3 separate regions of the Mus musculus genome follow, and all the other regions are linked to region 1. The links are chromatin loops, found by intact Hi-C in ENCODE. Cell type or tissue: left cerebral cortex. All regions are shown on one strand. Links, peaks and the distances in the headings refer to the core of each region. The heading gives the core; the rest is flanking DNA.

What was found. Hi-C counts contacts between places; a loop is a spot of excess contacts. Peaks named below come from ENCODE experiments on the same cell type or tissue, not always from the same donor. Only the 100,000 strongest peaks of a DNase experiment are listed, where the experiment ranks them.
Region 2: a loop joins it to region 1, with 5 times the contacts of the local background. A loop is called at or near these places in 14 of 42 quality-filtered maps.
Region 3: it touches region 1 in a loop (3-fold over the local background); 4 of 42 quality-filtered maps call a loop at or near these places.

The regions. Positions count from the first base shown.
Region 1 is chr5:67,844,137-67,848,250 of GRCm38, reverse strand. It overlaps Atp8a1 (ATPase, aminophospholipid transporter (APLT), class I, type 8A, member 1), which reads left to right and starts at 820. Exons shown (of 37, transcript NM_001038999.2): 1 at 820-1,089. The coding sequence starts at 1,041. In left cerebral cortex, for the core only: a CTCF peak has its summit at 1,732; DNase peaks (open chromatin) are centred at 1,510, 2,129 and 2,731; H3K4me3 peaks cover 2,500 bases; H3K27ac peaks cover 1,934 bases.
Region 2 is chr5:67,754,615-67,758,728 of GRCm38, reverse strand. Atp8a1 (ATPase, aminophospholipid transporter (APLT), class I, type 8A, member 1) reads left to right here. Exons shown (of 37, transcript NM_001038999.2): 15 at 2,035-2,079. Among named protein-coding and RNA genes, the nearest start is that of Gm46914, 54 kb to the right of the region's middle. In left cerebral cortex, for the core only: CTCF peaks have their summits at 1,476 and 2,418 (motif pointing left); a DNase peak (open chromatin) is centred at 2,377.
Region 3 is chr5:67,943,982-67,948,095 of GRCm38, reverse strand. Gm5108 (predicted gene 5108) reads right to left here. Exons shown (of 4, transcript NM_001256184.1): 2 at 3,427-3,504. Among named protein-coding and RNA genes, the nearest start is that of 4930425K10Rik, 3.0 kb to the right of the region's middle. In left cerebral cortex, for the core only: no CTCF peak of the experiment used is centred there; a DNase peak (open chromatin) is centred at 2,405.

The sequences.
Region 1 (4,114 bases), core at 751-3,250:
GGCACTGAGGTCGTGCTGGTCTCTAGGACATAACGACTTGTAATTAACATCTTTATGGATTTTATACCGACGCCCCACTAGGCTTTGAGGATAAACTACTGCATCGAACTTTCTGGAGCAGAAACCACAAACAGCATAATTTTTGCTTGGTTAACCACGTGGTCAACAGTTGGTTTGGTTGCAGTTTCAGAGCCTTAACAGGTTGCAGAGGACGAACTGGTGGGAAGTACGGGCTCACACACCCACGCAGGTTGTGTGGCTGGAAGCCTTAAAACGACAAGAGGAACCGTTCCAGTGGCTTCAGGTCTCACAGCCTGCTACTACAGAGGGTTCACGTTCATCTCAGGCCAGGAGTCAGGCTGGGTGTTGAGATAGGCTAGGATTCCACTCAGAGGGCGAATGCAGGGTCCCCCCACATCAGCAGAGACGTCACCCACAGAGTCTCAGAGGCTTAGACTCAAGCTGCCCACACCGAACCCAACACCCTGGCGCTGAGGACGGTCGGTTCTATCGCATTGTAGAGCCAGAAGGTGGCTGTAGGGGATGCCAGAGCTTTCAGAGCTAAAGAAGCTCTTCCTCTTTTATTAAGGCTTGGGACACTTGTACTGGCCTCAAGGAGGGCCGAGGTGGGCCGAGAAGCCGAGAATGCTAGATCGAAGTCCCCTCCCCGCGGATGGTACGGTCCGAACTGGGCGGGACCTGGAGGCTCGGCGGCCCTGTCCCCGCCCCACTCCAGGAGGCCAGCGAGTGAGCGCGCGCCCCGCAGACCCCGCCCCCGGCGCCGTCCCCGGCTCCGCCCCTCGAGCCCGCTCCTCTGCCACTGCGGGGAGACCTAGGCGGCTCTGCGGACGCAGCTCCTTCGCCGCCTTCCCCCTCCCGTCCAGTGCCCAGGCGGCTCCTGGCGGCGACGCTGCCCTGGGTGGGAGGCGCGGCCCCGCGGCAGCTGAGCCCTCTGCGCGGCGCAGCCAGCTCTCCCGCCCGCGCGGCGCCGTGACAGGTGCAGGGTCCCCGCCCGAGACCCACCTGCAGGGGCTGTCGAGATGCCGACCATGCGGAGGACAGTGTCGGAGATCCGCTCGCGCGCGGAAGGTGAGTGACCGCCGCAGCAGGAGGCTGTGCGCCCAGAGTGCGTGGGGGCAGGTGCTAGCAGCCTGGGGTCTGACGTGAGTGTGTGTGTGTGTGTGTGTGTGTGTGTGTGGCCGGGAAGAGACACCTCATCCCATCTACACCCCCTCCTCCTTTTCCCAGTAGTCTGGTTGTCGCCCCTGATCGCCAGTGAACCCTTCCGCCAGCTCTGCCTTCAGCGCACTAGCAAATGCTTTCCAGGATCCAAAACCTCGGAATTTATGCGCTGGCGGGAGCCCCAAGGTTTCCTTTACACCGCAACGCGACTGTTCAGTCCTTGTCTCCCAGAGCACTCGCCCGGCTCTCCTCCTTCGCCAACAGCGCACAATCTTTGCAATCTGCCTGTTCCCAGTGAGTTTACCCGTGCCCATGAATAGATCCCTCCAACCTACTATCTCCAGCGCCCACCATTGTGTTGCCCCCACATCACAGCTTCCCGAAGAGCGGGTTTGCCATTCCCAGGCGTCGCAGATTCTTTGATCCACTGTTCCCAGCATCTCTAGGCTGGAAGAGCCTTAATTGGGTTTGGGTGCTCAGTGGATACCAGGCTGCGTTCCAGTCTCTGCACTTCTGCCCCCTGTGGCTCACCGGGCTCTAGTTTGAGGTTTCATTTTTGTTTTTCATTTTTGCTTGAAGCCTGCACTTCGGCCGACTGAACTGACTTGAGTAAGGTGCATGCTGCTTTTGTTGCTCCACCCAGGGCCAGCTGTTGAGTGGTTCCACTTGTAGGAAGTGTGCAACAGATGCCCTAGGTTATGGGCTAGGACGCTTTGGCAAAGACTGAGATGGTGCTGTGCACCCTGATTGAGGAGCCCTTCTCCTCCTGTCTGGCGTGTGGCAGGCTTTCAATAAACACCTCTTGGTTTTACTAGGACAAAAAGGAAACGGTATACTTTTATTTTCTTTCTTTTGTTTGTCTGTTTTTCCATTCCAGTAACTCTGCCCTTCAACGTTGTGGAATGGCACTATTTTGAGAAATAATCTATCTTGTTACCGTCACTGATTCTCATCCCTGCCCCCATCTTGACCGTGAGATAGATGATAACGGGGTGGTGGAGGTGGAGTAGAAGCAAGGAGAATAGGATTTCTGGGGGCGGGAGTAGTAAGAGCTGTAAGGACCTCATGTGAAAAATAGGAATTCCGGGCTCTAATATGTAGGCAAGAGACAAGGGAATCAAAACTGACCTGCATCTTAAGAATTTAGTATATAAGCGTATTTTTTTTTCAATTTCGAGGAAAATGAATGAATGCACTAACCACAGTCTGAATGATAGAAGCAACAAAGTTAGGATAACTGGTGTTAAAATATTATTTATCACGCCAGTTGATGTTTTTAAATACTAGCAACCAGCAGGTCATATATTAAGGGGGAGGGAGGGAAGAGAAAGAAATCTAAAGGCAAGGTAAAGCTGCTGTCACTTTGACAGAATATACAGTAGCATGGAGAGGCAGCGGTAGGCACCTCCTGTGTTCAGAGCGCTTTCACAACAATTGCCTTATGGGGCTCTTGCACCACTTCTGGAGGCTGTTGAAAGTGGAGGAGGATGGCTGAGGAGACCTGGCTCAGAATGGCTCAATGAGTTGATCAAAGGGAAACAGCTAGTTCAGTGATATACTGTATCAGGGGCTCAGAAAGAAAACAAGCGCTCCTGCTGCTGAGTCTGTGCAGCCCTGAGTATCCATCGGTGTCAGGGTCCTCCTGCTGCCTCCGCCTCCGGAATGACCCTTCTTCCGGATTGGTTGATTTCACTTTAATATGAGCCAGCAGATAATATCTCTGGGACTGGGGGCTGGGAGGGAGGAGGAGGGGCGTGGCCTGTTGATTGGCCTTCCACAGGTTCCTCTCAGAGGGAACAATCTCCTTTGACAGCTCTTTCTTGCTAGATAAGGCCTTATTCTAAACTGCACTCACCCTGGCCTCCATTAGAACAGGATGGGCGCCTGACACAAAGGCAGCCAACCCCAATCGAGTCACAAGTTTGTAACCTTGGGGATTTGTAAAATAAATAAATAAATAAATAAATAATTTCCCATGCTACTATATCACTACTGGGGAACTTAAAGTTAGAGGAAGAATGAAAATCGAAGCCAAAGGGGGCAGAATTGAAGGGGGCTAGTAGGAGAGAAAATGGATGACTGTAGTATGCCCTGAAAGTAATACCAAATTAGGCAGCAGGAACTGGGTAAAGAGCCTCAGTGGAAGAGATCTAGTATGGAGGCCTGACCTTAGGCCCCCTGCCCTAGTTTGCTATTCAGAAGTCTATGCAGGGTTAAGGCATTCCTCCTCATTTGAAGCGACTTGTGTGGATTTCTGTTCCCCCAGTCTAGATTGGCCCGACGCACAGCTACTGTGCACTTGAAAGTTGTTTACAGCCAAGGTGTAAAGAAAAGGCTTAAATAAAGTGGGCAGCAGATCCTCTTAGTGGGTAGGTTGTTAACTGAACACAGGACTTGCTGTGGGTGGCACACATGCTATGGAAGTGTAGGACTTCGGTCTTTGCTTAATAATGAGCCAGTGAGTAGGTAGGACTGACTGCAGAGCCCACTTGTAGTGCCAGCTTCAGGTGTGGAGGATCAGAAGGGGATCGTGTTAAATGTGGATCCTGATTAAGGAGGTCCAGGTGCTAGAACAGTCACACTTAGGACAGGTTCAAAGGTCATGCTGCTAGCTGCAGATAGCAGGCTCTTCAAGGACATTGCCATCTGTTTCAGAGCTGGAAAGTGGTGAAGGTAATCATAATGGCTTGAAGGAAATGGTTAAAAATGAGCAAGGCTTACATGAGACTTCAGGAATGTGGCTACGGGCTGAGGGAAACCCCGGAAGGAGGAGGGGGTAGGTTTGGACAGGTGGAGTCCTGCTGGATCAGAGCACTGTCAATGCCAAGTGAGTCACTCGGATACACAGCTGATGAGTATTTGGAAAAGGTCTTAGATTTTGCCTAATCTAATTCCTCACTGAAGCATGCTACTGATATACAGTCACTGCCAG
Region 2 (4,114 bases), core at 940-3,439, 90 kb after region 1:
TTACCATACGCCTAGCCCCAAGGACTAGATTACAGCCAGTAGGTGTGTCTGGTGGCCAACCTTGACCTGTCATTTGCATATAAGAGAAGAAGCCGGCCTCCTGCAGCTGGCTCTTGGTTAGGTAGTAGAAACCTAGTCAAGCAGAGTTTGCATGGTTCCCACTCAGAGTTCACAGTCTAACTGGGGTTAATAGATATTAATTAATTATAATACAACAGTAGTCCTAATACGAGGCAAGAATCAGTGTGAGCCTCAGATGGTGTGAAGTTATCTAAAGACTAAGGTCAAGGGACGGTTCCTGACAGAGTGATCCTCGAGCCCAGATCTGAGAAGGAGTTTAAATGAACTCCCCAGACAGCTATGACCACACTGGCATGCCTTGCCCTTGGGCCAGTAGCCAGATAGCTGGCCAACACAAGAGCTGCCAAGCTGCAGTCATAGAAACTCATGGAAACAAGTCACCTGCTGCCCACCACCCTCTGAACGAATGGTGGTACTTCGCTTCTGCCAGGGCTGCACCAGACTCCAGGGAAGGCACTGTGGCCCTTGTGTTCCGTGGCTGTTAAGCCTCAGGATTTTGGAAGCATTAGGTCCAGTGCTGGTGTGAAACAGTGAGCAGGGACCCAGTACCAGTGCAAGCTGGCAGGGCCTTCTCGCAGTGTTCATTGCTTGGACAGTTACTAGCTCTTCCAGAGACATTACTGACTGCCATTCTGTGCAGTCCAGGAGCTGGGGCCCAAACCTTGAGGGTAATCATAAATGATAGTCCCTGGGGGGCTGCAGCCCATTTCCACAGTGCATTGCCACAGGCTAGCCCCTTTCGTAGGAATCTAGCCTGAGATGGTCAGGGTGAGTCCTTCCTCTTAAAACAGTAAACACAAGCCTTTGGCAGGGAGGAGTCGTGAGCTTTGGGGGTCCCTTTTGCTGTGACTGCTGTTTATCCCTAGGGAAAACTTACTGTGCCGTGACAAGGTTAAAAGAGCAGGCAGTCATTTGGGATGTTAATGACTTCTTATTTATTTATTTATTTATTTATTTATTTATGAGCTGCTTATTATACTTATCAAAAAAAAAAACGATCTCAGCATTTTACACTCTTCCTTCATATAATCGTCTAAATGAAAGTGAAAGTACTGAATTATCATATGTAATGAAAGAAAAAGGAAATAAGAGAATCTATGCTGATATGTATGTTAGGTGTCGTATGAACTATGCCAAGGGGTCCTTCCCTATGTTTCCATGAGCTAGTGGATAAAATTAAAGTATGGATAGAAGACTTTTTTTTTAAAGATTAAAAAGTGGGCTGTTGAGATGGCTCAGTGGGTAAGAGCACTGACTGCTCTTCCAAAGGTCCTGAGTTCAAATCCCAGCAACCACATGGTGGCTCACAACCACCCGTAATGAGATCTGATGCCCTCTTCTGGTGCGTCTGAAGACAACTACAGTGTACTTACGTATAATAATAAAATAAATCTTTTTTAAAAAAGATTAAAAAGTATTTGATGGGTGGACCATTTTAAATATCAGTGGCTCCATTTAATTAAACAAATACAGTTAACTTTTACTCCCATTACCCTCTTAGGAAGTTATTGTGTCAAGCCAGTCAAAGCTTCCTGAAAATTATACAACAGATTTTTTTTAATGTGTGACGTGCCCATTTTTTAACTGTGCCCGACATGACTAGCATGTATGTATCATTGAAACACATTGTTATGGTTATAAATATAAATAATGCACTTCCTACTGGCTCTATAGCATATGTTTCAACAGCTAAATTTAAACATATTCAATACTAAATTTTGACCTCTATGCACCGTTCAATTCTGGGGTACAGGGTACCTTTGTAAATCCACTTGGTTACCATAAATCCTCATGTTCTCCTCCCTGTACTAACTGCCATTCTCCCAGATCCAACTAAATGTTCATCTTCTTAACTTTCTAGAAACCCGCCTCTCAGCTCTCCTTCTCCATGGTTTTATGTTTCCAGCCTTTCTGTGATTATTTTTCCCTCTCTTTCTGTCCCTCCTCCTGAAGCCATGTCCCTGAACCTGAGGATTATGGGTGCTCGCCCGATGAATGGTAAGCTACGTGGTACTTCCACTGCTCTCTTTGAAAGCTTCTGATGTATTGCTTTGTAAACAGGCTTTTCTGGTCTCTGGGAGCCATCTTCACAGGTGTTGGGTGATGATGCTCTGTACTGGGTATTAAACTCAGAGTATCCTTGATTTTTCTATCGAAAGCCCTTGTAAACATATTCTAAAGCTTTAAAGGTTGCTGGAGTCTTATATTATTTATCTATAAGGCGGTAGGGATCGATTCCAAAGTGCCTGGGCAGGAAAATCTGCTGCTGCAGCAATTAAAGCTTGCTTATGGTTTTTTTTTTAGCTCAGCACTGCCCCCTTCTGCCACTGTGCGGATAACGCGCCCATGGACCAGATAATGCAGCTACAGGCCCAAGTGGTACAAGTTTCCTTTTAACATTGTTCATTATTTCTATGTCTCTTCAGAGGCTATAAAATGAAGACCTTTAAATGTAAGGCCAAAGTGTTCTAGAACTAGACTTCCTGCAACCTATCAGTAAATGTACATTCATCATAGATTTATTAAAAATAGCATAGTATAAATTTAATTTCACTCCTATGGGAAGCTTTTTGCTTTTGTTTTGTTTTACATTAAAATTCTTTCAGCCATGTATTTGCATTTTTATCTAGGGGAATTTAGTGTATTTTGTTACTTGTATGATTTGTCATGATCTTGTGGCAAATAAAATTTGAACAATTATAGTTTCTTTAAAGCTAGTGATTTTGAAAAAAAGACTTCTATTTATCTGGACCTCATAGGCTTTATGATTAAGTTATATTTCCACGATCCATTGAACTCCAGTTACAGAATAAGTTTTCAGCCTTCTTGGGATTTATTTCAGTAAAGTGGGGATTTGATATGAGTTTTCAGTAAGCCTCATAGCACCCAGGATTACAGAGGCAGCTGTTTGACTCCTGTGACCGGTGCCACCAACAGTGCTCATTACAAGGAGTCCTACACATTCTGACACCTATCACAGTCATTTGGCTCTTCATACCACTCAGACGAGCATTTTATCATTGCTTGCCTTAGCCTTGCCTACATTCCTACTTATCTGGTCCCGCGACCCTGTAGTTAAAGCTTTTACTGTGGATACTCTTTGACCCAGGTCAGATGTTATCTAAATAAACCCTGCCTCCTTTTTTTTTTTTTAACACCTATGCATCTTTATATGCTGCTTGTCTATAGGACAGTTTGACCCATTTTAATACCATTAAGTACTGTAGAATTGATACACATATCTCTCTTAAGAGACATGACTCCTTTTTCTTAGTCTCGCTGTGGTTTTCTCCAAAGTCTTATATTATTTTCCCAGATCATTTAAAACATTAGACTTTGAGCAGGGGTTGTTTCATGCCACTAACCACTGTTGGAAAAGGGGTTATGTCATTTATCTTGCTCATAAGTTTTTTTTTTTTCATTAAAGTATCTTTTGGGGGGGAATCTAAGTTCAAATGAAATATAACAACTTTTTCATGAATTATGTATTTTCACTCTGCCATTGAGTCTAAAAGTGCACCAGGAAAGACGAGTATCATTTTATGGAAAAGGCACTTTGTTTATTTGTATACTTGGGGGGGGGGGGGGGTCTCTGTCTACACTTGTAGGTTTGCAAAGGTAAAGATGCAGGGTTTTTTTTTTTTTTTTTTTTTTTTTTGAGGTTCTGTGTAGGGTTATGTGGAGTGGCCATGCATGTGAGCTTTGGACTCTGACCATCAATGTTTAGACCCTGACCTGTCCTTCACACAAGTTACTAACTACCTGAGTAGACTTATTGGAAGACTATGACCACCATTAGCCGTTAAATCAGTAGGAAACATTGACAATTAACTAAGCCCTAACTAGAAGGCTAGTGCTGGTGGCACTATAATTCTCAGTCTGCACCATCTATCTGACATGATCATTTTCAAGTTGATAGGTTTTATAGAGAGAAGCCTGTAAGTAGTCTCCCCAAGAACACAACCAGCGGACATGGGTGAGAGCCAGAGGTAATCCTGGCTTAGCCTGATTATGAAAGGTGTGTTAGTGCCGT
Region 3 (4,114 bases), core at 940-3,439, 100 kb before region 1:
ATAGAGAAGGGCTTATAGGAGACAAAGTACTAGTAAGCATATATACATACATACATACATATGCATACATATATACATATATACATATATATATATATATTGTACATGTATAGGGAATATAGAGGGATATGTTCCAAATATAGTAAACCCTTAATATAAATGTTTTCTGGATAGTAAAATTGTAGTATTTAAGTGTAGCTGGTATGGCCAGTTACATACAATGGGCACTTTGTTTATACTCTAATTTTCTTAAAATTATTATGACATTTTATTTTAAATGTTCTCGTGTGTCTCTATATGTTACATAAAGGTTCAAGCATCTTGCTTTTACTTTCTACCCACGATAGGATAGGACTTGGAAATCACTGAGTACTTATTGTTTGCAAAGTGGGTTAGTGAAAAAATAGGTAAGATCGGGCTGTATCACTCAGATAAATACCCTCTGATCATGTGGTGATTGTCCATATAGGCTTCTGTGTTTGTAGCAATGTAGCAAATGTGTTAATGTATTTGTGAGTAAAGAAAATAAATAAATTACTCAGTGAGCCTTGGAGACACCTGATGGTAGAATGACTTCGCATCCCTAACCTGACTCTAATGAAGATTTATGAAGAAGAAAATGTCAGCACTGGATGCTGGCCTATCCCTGTTGTGGATTCCACCAAAGTGAACTTCAAAGTTATGCTGCCAGACACCATTATTTTAATTTCCTGTCCAGGAGAAAGTGGTATTTTATCAACATTTCTTACAGTTCTTTGGAAGCATAAAATGTACTTTAGAAACATAAAACTGTAAGGTCTTCATTTGAGTTACAAGCTAATAAATTCCCCTGTTGTCTGTCCCTGGATGTGAGCCAAAGAGAAACCTCCTGAGCCAGAAACAATAGGTTTAAGACTCAAGGTACAGGAAGCAGCAGAAGCAGCAGAAAATTTACAGCAGATCCTCTGTAGGGGAGACATGGAAGGGTTCAGATAGGTGCTGCTCATGTAGAGGATTTGCATCCCAGCTTGGGCACACATAGTGAAGACAATCTTCTTTTATATAGAAGAGAAAGAAAGCTTGTTATTTATTTGTCTGGGCTAAGAAGAGATAGTCTAACATCAATTGCAGAAATAATCACAATAAACAAGGCCAATGGTCCCAAGGACTGGGGAGATGATGTAGTCAGTAATGTGCTCTGTGTGTTCACTTAAGGACCTAAGTTCTATCGGCAATATGCATTGTATCATGGGCTTGTAGTGCCAGAACTCAAGAAGCTTGGGCTCACTAGTGAGCCAGTTTAGCCTAATCAGTCAACCCCAACTATGATGAAAACTGTCTAAAAAAACAAAGGTGATAGACCATAAGAAATATCACAATAAGTTATCCTTTGCTGTCTACACCCATATTCACAGACATTCTCATATACATATATGTGCACACACTCATGCACACATATACAAAGTGGTCCAATGAAAAGCAGTCCAATTCTTGCAATATTGGTATGGCCAGCAAGGCATACAGGCCACTAAGAAGCCTGCAAAAGACTCCCTCACCCCACAGGAACTACTACTATGAAAGTTCAAATTATCAAGTAATTCTAAATAATTTTTACCACATCTTACTCTTTGGTGGATAGTCTTACACATAGGGAACGTTTCATAAGTCTATTCCTGAGACCAACAGTTAGAATTCCAGGAAGAGGATCTAACATCCTCGCTATCCTCACGTTCTATCATGGGAGGAAAGAGTAGTGGTGAATTAATTAGCACGAAACGCAGCTGGAGATGAAGGCAATGTTCATAGATAAAGAGATTTCATCTATAATGCTATGGATTTTGGACTTATGCCAAGAAAAATCAGAGGAATTAATAAGTTTAAGTGGAGATAACTAAATTTCATTTTAGAAAAGTAGGTGAGTGTGTCAGATAAAAACAAGAGGGCTAATGAGGAGGCAACCTAACTATGGTACAACCCAAAACGTAGGAGTTCAGATAGAGACCAGAGTTGGTGTGAGATGCACCGGAGTTAGAACTGCTAAAGTTACAGAGTTCAAATGAATTAAGAGGTGCAGTGGAATGCAAGAAAAAAAAAAAAACAAAAAACAAAAAACAAAACAGGCTCTGCCTTGAGCAACTGAGTAGCAGTGGTGCTAACTAACCTGGAAAGAAAAGGAAAAAAATGTTTGCACAGTGCTAAAGAGCTTGGTTCTTCCATGGCTGCCTGGTGTCCAAAATGTGGTAGAACGTTGGAGACATTCAACAGCAGTTGGCTTTACATCTCTGGTGCTTTGGAGGTAGGACTGAGTTTGTTCCACAAAACTAGACAGTAACTGAAGTCGTGCGAGAGAATGCAAACCTATTTGAAGAGCAAGAAAGGGAGAAAAGGCTCAGAAGAGAACCATGTTCATTCTAGCATTCTTAAAGACAGCCAAGAAATTTATAGTCATAGAAGAAAGCCAAGAATATTGTCAAAAAATGTACAGTCACAGGAAGAAAATCAAGAATGCAGGAGACTGAAAACTAAGAGAAAAAGAGCATTGTGAGTCATGGGAGCTTGCAGAGATGAGGGAGTCTATAGGGGTCTGACGTAGGTCCTGTGTGTGTGTGTGTGTGTGTGTGTGTGTGTGTGTGTGTGTGTGTAGCTTGGAATGCTGGAGCAGGGTCTGTCACGGACTCCTTTGCTTGCTCATGGGTCCCTTTTCCTCTTACTGGTTTGTCTTGTCCAGCTTGATATAATGCTATGTGCCTGGTCTCATTCTAGCTTGTTATGCTGTGTTTGGTTGATGTCCCTGGGAGGGTAGAGGGGGTGGATCTGAGGGAGGGAGAGGATGGGGAGACACTAGAGGAAAGGGAAGGAGGAAACTGCAGTCTGAATGTAACATATGAGAAAAGAATCGAAAGAAATAAGAAAGAAAAGAATCAGTAGAGGCAAATGCTGAGGCTAAGGAAAAATGGTTTCAGGACTTAAGGTTTTTATTAAACTAAATATAGGAGACCTTATTCATAAGGAGGAAAAAAAGATGTCAGTTGGAAATGCACATAGTGTGTCTACACATAGGCTACTCTTTCTGAAAGTTTAAGATATAAATGAAAACAAAAGAGATGTTTATGCCTGAAAAGATACCAGTTAGATAATGAAGCACTAAAACCATGGTGATGGATTCAGGAAGCTAATGTTTTAAAACGTCAAGCATAATTTTCAATGAGAAGTTAAATGAACATACATCAAAAAGATATTATTTAATTAATTAATGAGGCAGAAATTTTTCATAATAGCTAATTTTGTTACAGTAATTTAATAAGTGAATATGAGGATAAGCTTGATATCTTAGTACACAATTAATACACTGGAAAGCAAAACTCAAACCAACAGATTTACTTTTCTGTGGAAAAAAATTCTTTGTGAAAGCTATTTATCACTGAAGTGCAAAAAAAAAATGCTTACATTACCATACAACTTCACTAGGCCTTGGACTTCAATAATTAATTGTGGGCTGAGCAAAGTACATCTCCTCTCACAAGCCTGTGTAAGCAAGCAATACAATAACCCATATAACCATAAGGAAGCATTTCATTTACCTCTAGCCTTATTCCCAAGTTCTAAACATTTTTAACAGGGTAGTTGCTGAAAAGTATATTTGCAAAAAAAAAAAAAAGCAATCAGCAAGGTCTGTGCAAATAAGAGCAAACTCCAAAAAAAACATAACTGATATTAGATGATGAACAATCTGTTTACAAAATTATAGACAGAGTTAAGGGAAAGAAAATGGATATGATGACTCACATGTGTAGCCCCAGCCCTCAAGAGGAAGACGGTCATGGGTTTGAAGTCAGCTCAGGCTACATAATAAAATACTGTCTCAAGAATCAAAAATAAAATAATTAACAATACAAGACCAAAGGTGGGAAAAGATCTCTTGAGATCAGCAGCCAGTGGCCTGATGAGGAAGGAAATGGCTACTAGGACTCAGAGAGATATAACTATAGCAGCCAACTTCTCAATGTAACTCTTATGTCTTTTCATGTAGGAACATGGCTCCTCACTCTCTAACTGAGAAAGGATAATGGAGAAATAAATATCATGGTCTCCTTCTTCCCCTGCTCTCTAACCAAAGAACGGTAATGGCCATTGG